Regions from separate parts of the Homo sapiens genome. Here region 1 is linked to region 2. Evidence: read pairs that join two places in POLR2A ChIA-PET (ENCODE). Cell type or tissue: PC-9. All regions are shown on one strand.

The links. Peaks named below come from ENCODE experiments on the same cell type or tissue, not always from the same donor. Only the 100,000 strongest peaks of a DNase experiment are listed, where the experiment ranks them.
Region 1: POLR2A ChIA-PET joins it to region 2 with 8 read pairs; 2 of 35 experiments call an interaction of 5 or more read pairs at or near these places.

Annotation. Positions count from the first base shown.
Region 1 is chr10:126,518,588-126,523,587 of GRCh38, forward strand. All of the region lies in intron 2 of C10orf90 (chromosome 10 open reading frame 90), which reads right to left. Among named protein-coding and RNA genes, the nearest start is that of LINC00601, 99 kb to the left of the region's middle. RefSeq lists an enhancer at 2,422-3,621. In PC-9, no CTCF peak of the experiment used is centred here; a DNase peak (open chromatin) is centred at 2,934; H3K27ac peaks cover 334 bases.
Region 2 is chr10:126,423,962-126,428,961 of GRCh38, forward strand. It overlaps C10orf90 (chromosome 10 open reading frame 90), which reads right to left. Exons shown (of 10, transcript NM_001350921.2): 9 at 2,030-2,129; 10 at 1,036-1,941. The coding sequence ends at 1,903. It overlaps LOC112267914 (a long non-coding RNA gene), which reads left to right and starts at 88. Exons shown (of 3, transcript XR_001747635.3): 1 at 88-517; 2 at 853-939; 3 at 3,676-4,012. LOC728158 (a long non-coding RNA gene) reads left to right here and starts at 1,969. Exons shown (of 7, transcript NR_148989.1): 1 at 1,969-2,064. RefSeq lists an enhancer at 1,154-2,353. In PC-9, no CTCF peak of the experiment used is centred here; no DNase peak of the experiment used is centred here.

The DNA of each region.
Region 1 (5,000 bases), 95 kb after region 2:
ATTTTGAAAGTAATTAAAAACCAGCTCAATTAACCACCCAAAGTTATTGCTGGTTCATGACTCACTTGTGTTTGCTGCCCAGCACGCCTGCCCTCTGTGCCCAGGGAGTGTGTGTGCTCACTAGTAGGTGCTAAGAGCTCTTCTCTCCTAAGATGACTGGAAGGATTGCACCCGCTGCTGTCTCCATCCGCCTGAACCACACATCCAAAACCATTCCCCACTTTCAGCCCCTTCCCAGAGACTACAACCACCATGACTGAACACACCACAAGGCCCTGAGTCAAGTACTTCCAGAATCCCGGTTTTCTGCCTGGAGGGCGGTGTGTGTTTCAGCAACAGAATCCAACTGAGCAGGAATTTAGGCAGTGCTCAGGGTGTGTGGGGCCCTGAGCTGAGAGATAAAGGTGGGAGAGATGCTTTCTTTTTCCAGCAACTCTAAGAGAAAGTCACGGCTTTGCTATCCCCAGCCTTGATAAGCCACGGACAGAGCCCTTCCAGCAGAGGGAACCAGGAAAAGTTGGTGGGAGGGAGGAGACACTTGACATGGCCTTGTCAGATGGGGTTGGGTTTAGATAAAGGTGAACAGAGTGGAGAGGGATGGTGGCATAGCCCAAGCCACAGTCAAAGGGACAGGCAGAAATGGCTTAAGATAAAGTATGAAAGCAGAAAAACCCAGCCTATTTGGAGAATAGCAAGTAGAATATTGGGTGAAGCATAGAATATGGTTAAAAATTATGTCTAATTCCAATCTGTTGCCCAATACCGCTTGGCTTATCTCTACAAAAGTAGCAGACAAGCACCATCATGTATTGCCTCATGAATCGATCCACCCAAGAAATGTGCAAATGGCAAATGCCCAGAGGCCTTCAGTCTGTTTAATAATTACACTTACTCTCCTACCTACATCATTAGTGTCAGAGGCAGGGAAGGGGCACTCAAATTCTTACTTCTTGGATTTTTAAATGCCTTCTCTTATTTGTAGTCTTATGGAAGTCAAGGTTTATTCTGAATTTTCACCATCCTTTTAAAAATACTCTCTGTTAATATTTTAAAACAGATGTTTCTCAGAGAGAATCACTTTTCAGCTTTAAATTCAGCTAATCATCTTGGTGTGATTTGGCGCTATTGACTACACAGTTTCTCTGGGAAGTCTTCCTGTCTTCAACTTCTGGTCTCCTGTCTTTTTCCTCTTGGCTAGTGTGTCTTACTTTCTTTTGGGGGTTTCCTCCTTGACATTTCTCTGTCCTGCCTTTGTGCCCTCTTCCCAAACCTGAGGGACCAATCCAGCCGAGGAGAGGCCAGATCCCCTCCGTGAGCACCGCCTCAGAGGCCGGCTGCCTCCAAGTTGCCTCAAACAGCTTTTGCAAAAGGAAACCAAGCCCCCTCATGGTTCTCTGTCCTTTCTTCCTCCTGTGTCATCGCCTTGGCCAGTGGTTGAGCAAAAACCAAACGCCTGACTTCATCTGGGGCAACATCCTCCCCACCCTCCTGTTGCCCTCATCAGAAACAGAGGCGCCCACTCTGCACCCTCCCCCTCACCTCCAACATCCAACTGAAAGCCAAGGCTGGTTTGCTCCTGAGACAAAGGCTCTGCTCCATTGCGTCAGTTCACCTCCCTGCCCTGCTGGTGTCAGCAAGGTCACAATCAAGCTGGTGACCCCACCAGCCTCATCTCCCAGCCGGTCCTGCCAAACCTTCTTGACATTGCCAGTTTGTGACCGTGAAGGCCACATGGTCCTCCAAAACTCAAATGCAAGGGATTCGTTTCTCCCCAAGAAAAGGTGCAAAATTGAAGCACACATGTAGGGGGACCCTGGGAGTTCAAGGAGCCCAGGTTAGAAATCCTTAAACCCAGCCTGCTTCCCACAGGGGCTGGCTTGATGACCGTGAGTGCTGCCTTCACCTTTTCCCCACTGAGCTAACTCCTAACTCCTCACCCGTGACACGGCTCAAGATCGCTTCTCTTAGAAGGAAGTCCCGATCCGCTGCTACCCCACATGGCCCCCAAGCTGGATTGGTGCCTGCGTTCGTTCCCAGCGCTGCTGTGAAAAGTGACTACAAAGGGAGCAGCTGGATACAACAGGGATTTACTCCTTCCCAGTTCTGGAGGCCAGAAATCCAGGTGTCAGGACCGTGCTCCCTCTGAAGGCCCTAGGGGAGGACCCTTCCTTGCCCTTCTCAGTGTCCCGTGGTGTCTGGCATCCTCTGTGTCCCTCGGCTTGGGACAGCCCCTCTCTAATCTCTGCCTCCACCTGCACATGGCCATCTTCCCTGAATGTGCCTCCAAAACTCTCTCCTTTATAAAGACACCAGTCATTGGACATAAGCCCCACCCTACTCCAGTGTGACCTCATCTTAACTCCATGACATCTGCAAAGGTCCTTATCCAAATGGCCCTTATCCCAATAAGGTCACATTCACAGGGATCAGGGGTTAGGCCTGGAACGTATCTTTTTCAGAACACTATTCAGCCAGCCCACACCAGCGCCCCCAACAGGCGCTACCGTGCATCCTTTTCATGCTGTTGTGTAATGATCTGTTCCTGAGTGTCTCCCCAAGTTGGCCCAGGTCTTTAGAGATACCTGGTTCATCTCCTTTCCCCTGGGGCCTCATACAGTACTGGGCCCAGAAGATACTCAGCGTGGACAGAATGAACAGATTACTTTATATTTTAATAAGGGTTATATCTGTGGAAAAAAATTAGAACATACCTTCTCCAGACAGTTTGAGCATATTCTACTGAGGTTTCAAAGCCATTTTACTCAGTTTCAAAGGTCTTTTAATGACAAGGATGTATTTGGCGACATGAAAGAAAAAAATGTCCGGAGTTTACCTCTGTGGCTAGGCTCAGAATGAGTCAGGCTTCCACCTTCCAGCCTCGGCCAAAGAACCTCAAAGCTCTATATGTAATGAAGTCACCGGAATGTTTACAGGGCAACCAGGGGAGGTGGCATACAAGCCCACCTTGTGACATTTCTTGTTAGCAGCAATCGTCTCTTTGATGTTTACATTTGAGGCTTCTTTGATGAGTAAAACAAGTTTGCATGAGAGTTATTTAAAAGTTTTCTTAGTATTAAAATACATCCAGATAACGTCACACTGGTGATTAATCTACTTGTTACCAATTTTTTTACAAATGGTTTATGTAGAAAATTGAGCAATATAACAGTTTACCATGCAAGCTCTTATAAGACTGATTGGTTTTCAATTTAGTGAAATATCTTTGACACTAAATTATAATGAGCATTGTTTTATAATTTATACCCAACCAAATTTGAGGTAGCTTATAGTTAATAATGCAGTTTAAAAACAGTAAAACTGACTTTTAAAAAAAGCACATAATGAGCTGGAGAAGTCATTGACTCAAACCCAAAAGCCTGGGCTAAAGATAGCACCGGCAGCCTGGCGTGGTGGCTCATGCCTGTAATCCCAGCACTTTGGGAGGCCAAGGTGGGTGGATCCCCTAAGGTCAGAAGTTCGAGACCAGCCTGACCAACATGGAGAAACCCCATCTCTACTAAAAGTACAAAATTAGCCAGGCATGATGGCGCATGCCTGTAATCCAAGCTACTTGGGAGGCTGAGACAGGACAATCGCTTGAACCTGGGAGGCAGAGGTTGCGGTGAGCCAAGATAGCACCATTGTACTCCAGCCTGGGCAACAAGAGTGAAACTCCATTTCAAAAACAAACAAACAAACAAAAAAAGAGATGGCACTGGTACAGATGAATCACAACTACAGGGTGAGTTCCCCACTGCTGAAGCAAAAGGGGAAATGTGAGAAACTGCATAACTTATTGCCTTTCCAATGAAATACACAATTTTATAAGGAGAGCCATTTTATCTCCTGGGATAAAGCCTCAGTCATTACATAAATGCATAGTGGCTTTGTAAGCAGTTTCACAAACACAAGACAAATGTAAATTTCACTGGATAATCTCAAGCCCCTTGCGTCTGGTCAGTGTCTCCGTCATGTCATAATGGCTAAAACGCATTGCACGTTTATCATGAGCCACACACCTGCTAAACGCTGGACAGGTGTTATCTCCTTTAATGGAAGAAATGACCTTGTGGAGAGGGCACTATGACTACTCATTTTACAGATGAGGAAGTTGAGCTCCATTTAAGTCTCTTACCAGGTGTCACCCCTCCAGTAAGACTAAAGCTGCGAGTTTGCAATATGAATAATCACTGTACATGATTAGGAGAAGGTAAAAGTAGAACAGCTTGAGTTTTGACGCCTGGTCCAGGTTGACTCTTGGTGCCACCACATTTTAATGCTGTCTAGCCTTGGACGAGCCACGTAACCTCCTGGCCTCTGTTTGTTCCTCTGTAAGAGAGAGGCTGGCATAGGCTTTGTTGGGCTGGGAATTATTAAATGAGGCAAATAAAGGTTTTCATGGGCTCAGCACAGTGCTATCATGGAACGCTCCCTCAAAAAACAGTGTGTTATTAGATACAGTTTTACACATAGTTTCCATCTCTCTCAGAAAATTATGGTTTATAATAAAGACATTTTAAAAGCCTATTCTACTGAATTTTGTGGTCACTTGGGCTCTAGCTGAATCTGAGACCCCTGGAGTGTGAAGCACAGTCTTCTGGCCCTTGGCAGCCAGGGTGGGTTGTTCCAGCTTTGCTTTCCCTGTGGCTGGAGTGTGGGTCTCTCCTGGTGACAGAGCAGGGGCACCAGACTCAAGGATGATGACAACAGCCAAATACAATAATGCACGTGAAAGCACCCCGCTCATGGGTACCGCACTGATGTGATCATGCCACTATCTCAGTGCAGCAAACATTTATGGAGAAGATAGCACTTTTGAGGGCCTGAGTTGGGTGCTGAGACAGCAAAGATGCAGAGAACACAAGGAATCCCTGTCTTGGAAGAACTCACAGTCTTGAGGAGATGACACACATAAAGAGATATTTTTCCATGCATTGCGGATCTGACCATTTTCTTTTCTCTCATGAGTTGTCTCATTTTTTGAAACCTGTGATAAAATA
Region 2 (5,000 bases):
GTGACCAGCAGCACTCATGGCCAGCTGCTTCCCCAGCCCCCTCCCTGAGGTGGTATTTTAGCAGTGTCACCAAGGAGACAGTTCTCTGTGGATCCTAGAGGGCAGATCTCTGGCAAGTTCCAGAAAGACTTGTAGATTCTCAACAAGTTCCATTGGCACACCACCACAGAAACTTCTCCACCACCTGCCGAGACACTGTGGTTCCCTCTCAGCCCAGGGCTAGGAGGAAGACTCTTCCTAGGACTCCTTGCATCTGCTGTACCCACCTATATTCTTCAGGGCTATCTTTACAACTTACTAGCCAACCTTTTGCTACTCTAATCTGCTATTAAGGTTAATGATTAAACATATTAAACATTTCCATTCAAATGACTGTGTGGTTTCTCTCTCCTAGTTGGACCCAGACTGACACTCTTGCCTGAGGGCACAGACCAGGGAGCAGCAATCAATACTGGACACCAGGCAGCTTCCACGCTTGACAGTGTTGCCAGACCCTCGCGTGGGCAGGAGGGCACAGGTCTGATGCCGTGTGTGCTGATGTGAGATCTCTAATTCATACTGGAGGGCAAGGCAGAGAGGGCACGTGTCAGGAGAGAACCCCAGGGTAGAGTTTTAAACAGTTTGCAGCAGATATGTAAAAGAAAGGCATTTCAGAAAGAGGGGACAGTATGTACAGCAGCGGGAGGAGGGAAGGAAGGGTGACAACTTCAGGGAAGGGACAGAGGTATCACCAAGCTCCTGCTTCATCCCTAAACCTTTTGTTTCATTCCCAGGGAGAATCCTAGTAAGATTTAGAGTCTGCAGGATCCTAAATCTTGTTCTCAATGGTTTTACCAGCTTTTCTCTTACCAGCTCTCTAGGAGGCAACATTATCCACTGGAGCATCTAGAAGCACAAGTACTTCCATGATGGTCAGAGGCAGAAGAGGATGCGGAGCAGGTCAGTGGTGCCTGCTGGGTCTTGGGCAGCATTTTATACCTTATGTTATCTATCCTGGCCACCTACTTCATAACAGAATATATAACAGAGAAATACTTGAATTTTTATAATAATTGCATTTATTTCCATTTGTGTTGTAAAAACTAGCTTGTTCTTAGCTTCCCAAACAGACATATTTATAAATAATGTGTATTATAAACATTTGGAAGAACAGACAGCAAAGTTGGACCATTAGGCTATTTCTTAACAAAAGAACTGTTTTAATGGGGCGGGGCAGGAGGAGTATTGTAGAAAACACTGAAGTTACGTCAGAGCTTCCATAGAAATGGATTCTTTTCTCTGGTGAGGAATGGGGCGGGGTGACTGAGGGCCCTCTGACTGCTCCAGGTCACAAAGAGATGGGCTGATTGTTCCACAGCCTCGGGCATTGCACCCACCGGTTTCCAAGTCAGCCTCTAGCATTGGGTGGTGTACATGTTCAGAAAGGTTTCAAATATACTATATGATGACCCACATTTTGGCATTTGCATAACTGGCAGGTGCTGAGATTGAAATTTAAAAGGAGATGGATTTGGATCCCAAAAGTTTGATGTAAAAGATTCCCCAGGGATGTAAACAAACTTGCTTGTATCAGGCCTCTCTGATGGGCAGGAAACAGCAGGGGAGAAGAAATCAGAAGCAAAAGGTACAATTTAGAAGCAAAAACATTAAGGGGACTGTATCCAGTGGGTTACATGGAGGTGGTTTCCCCACAACAGATTGTTGACCTATTTTCTCGAGGGTTATTGTTTCTGTTTGGCTTGGGTCAGTAATTCAGGAAGTGATGTTTTCCTTTATGGAAAAAAAAAATCGAAAGTAAAATAAGTGTTTTCCCATGATGAAGATAATGCTAAGTTTAATGGCTTATCCAGCATTCGAAGTCCTCCCAGGTCCAGGTAGTGTGGTCAGCAGGGCAGCCTGTGGTTAGACCGCATTCCTTTGAAGGAGCTGGTCCAGTAATTGCTAGAGGAAAAGGGAAACAAAGATGTCAAGTTGAGATTCGGCATCTGTGCACCACACACATCACACCTGCTGGTGACGAGGCCATTACCTTTTTGAAGACTTCGGCACGGAGTCTGTTACTTTGTAAGATCACCCTTTTCCTTTGTTCTTCTTTTTTCTTTTTAACTTCCGGCAAGTTATCATAGATTCTGAAACAGATTCGGAAAACATTTGGAATGGTAGCTTGACAGCGTGCTCCCGCTGTGGGGCTGCATCCTGTCTTGACGGCAGGCTCTTACATTTCAAAGAGAAGATCGCTGCTTATGGGCTAGCTCACAACTGTAGGATGCCAGGACGAAGGGCTTTCCTGACCATACCCAGAACCTGCTGCATAGCAGGGGATGGCACCTTGTCCAGTGCTACGTGGGGCAATGCAACAGGCAGAGTCCCACCAGGGGCAAAGCTGGAGAGGCCAGTTGCTTATTTAGAAGTCATTGTTTTTGTCCTTCCATTCTCTATGATAATTAATGACTTAATCGTAAAATGAAGGATTCTAAACCTACTGCTTTAGCATTCTGATTGTAAACTTGTTTCCAAATACCTTCTTACCACTCAATGTTTGCCTTCCTGTGACTTAGAAAAGGAACAGCATATAAATAGAAATAGCAGGACTTATAATACTGTAATAAAACACATATAAGTGTGTGTGTTTTTACCTCTCAACCTATTGCACTTTGAATTAAGGGCCCAGGGGATCTTCCTCTGGACACTTCTTTCCTACTTTCTAACAGCAACTTCATGGACTGATGCCAGTTAATATTTCATTATAATCCACTGACACAGTGGAGTCACTGTAGCCTGAGTATTTGGATTGCTGTACGTGTGGCACTCAGCTAAAACATCTTTCTCTCTCTCGTGTTTGAAAGCCAGATATGATATAGTGAAGATGTTCCACCATTAAAATAATAAGGACAATGTAGAAAAAATCATGATGACAATCTTCGCAGGAGACATCTTAGGTATTGGACACTAGGCTTGAATTACTTGACATGAATTATTTCATTTCATATTCACCACAGTTGGAAGAGGCATATCGTGTCCCACTGTTATATAAATGAGAAACCCAAGCCCCAGTAAGATTAGGAGACTTGTATAAAGCCCCTAGGCTGGGATTCAAACCTTGGTCTGTTTGACTCTTTCTAGACAACACTGTCACCCAACCATAATATGGCATCAAGCTACTTGTGAGATCCGGGAAATGCTTGTGCCTAGTACAGTGCCTAGCACTCTGTAGGCATCAAGATGGGTTGAATGAATGCATGAAGAAAAGAACACATAATTGCCACATTCAGGAGTGATTCTAGGAAGGACTAGGAGAGAAAACTATAAAGGAGTCAGTTAGAAAGTAGGCATGTCTCAAAGCTCTGCAGTGGGAATTTCCTCAGATCCATATAGACTGATCTTTCTGATACTGACCATCTCAATCAGCTGGCAGAGTGGTTAATATTAGGTGTCAACTTGATTGAATTGAAGGATGCCTGGATGGCTGATAAAGTCTTATTTCTGGGTGTGTCTGTGAGGGTGTTGCCAGAGGAGATTGGCATTTCAGTTGGTGCACTGGAAGAGGAAGACCTACATTCAGTGTGGGTGGGCACCATCTAATCAGCTGCCAGCGTGGCTGGAATAAAGCAGGAGGAAGAAGGCAGGATAACCTTGCTTGCTGTGTCTTCTGGCTTCCTTCTTTTTCCATGCTAGATGCTCCTCCTCCCGCCCCTCCTGCCGTTGGACATCAGACTCCAGATTCTTCGGCCTCTGGACTCTTGGGCTTGCACCGGGGGCTCTCAGGCCTTCAGCCACAGACTGAAGCCTATGCTGTTGGTTTCTCTGGTTTTAAGGCTTTTGACTTGGACTGAGCCACTACTGGCTTCTCTCTTCCCCAGCTTGCGTATCATGGGACTTTGCCTTGTGATTGTGTGAGTCAATTCTCCCGAATAAACTCCCTTTTATATACATATATCCTATTAGTTCTGTCCCTCTGGGGAACCGTAACTAATATACCTGGGAAGTATAAAATAAAGGCTCCTAGGTCCCACCTCTGTTACTTCTGATTCAGTGTTTTCTTAAAAGAACATCCCAAATAAATCATGGTCCATCTATACGATGGACCACTCTGCAGACAGTCAAAACCGACAAAGAAAATAATCTATCTATTCGTCACAGAAGGGGCTCACAGACATAAAGTGAAAAGCAAGCTACCGAGAGATAGTGTGTAGTATGATACCATTCATGGTTAAAAATCACATAGCTATATATGCACAAATAAAAGTCTACTTTAAGGCAAAGAGAAAGGCCTGACAGGATACTCAGGAGATATCACTGTGGGTGTCTGGGGAGCTGGGACTGGGGTAGGGAAAGTGGGCTGGGAACAGGGAGGGGAACTGCTGGTCATGAAGAGACTTTAGCTTTATCTCCATTGTTTGCATTTTTAACATAAAAATGTAATTTAACGATATAATTAATAGCAAAGAATACAAAGAAAAGAAAGCTCCAGGTGATTCTGTGGGTGAGCCAGAGTCAGAGCCCACCCAAAGTACAATCCACAGAGCAGAGTGCAAACCCAGCTGCTAAATCCACCAGAGGAGACCAGCTGGGGGAAGCCAGTTACTTGAGGTGCAACATCACCTAGCTCACTCGTCCTCTTTGAGCCTCAGTTTCCTCTTCAGTAAAATGATAGGGCAATACTCTCTGACTACTCACGCTGCTTTGAGATCTATTATTTTAATTGCTTAGTTTGCAAGGCTCCGTAATGGTGGCTTTGGGTTTGGGGACTGGGAGGGGAGGATTTGGCTGAAATTTTTCAGTAAATTGAAAAGGGAATGGTTCTGGCATGAGGTATATGCAACTTTGCACTTCTGAAATAGCAAGTCTTAAAGCCCAGTGGCCCTTTAAAAACTCCAATTAGAATGCTACGAATCAGGTCTTTAATGGGACGGTCTCCCTTTTCCTCATTTTCGCTTCCTTATTTACAAAGAGGCCTCCAATAAATGATCAAAGTTACCTAATCACCATGGAAACAATAT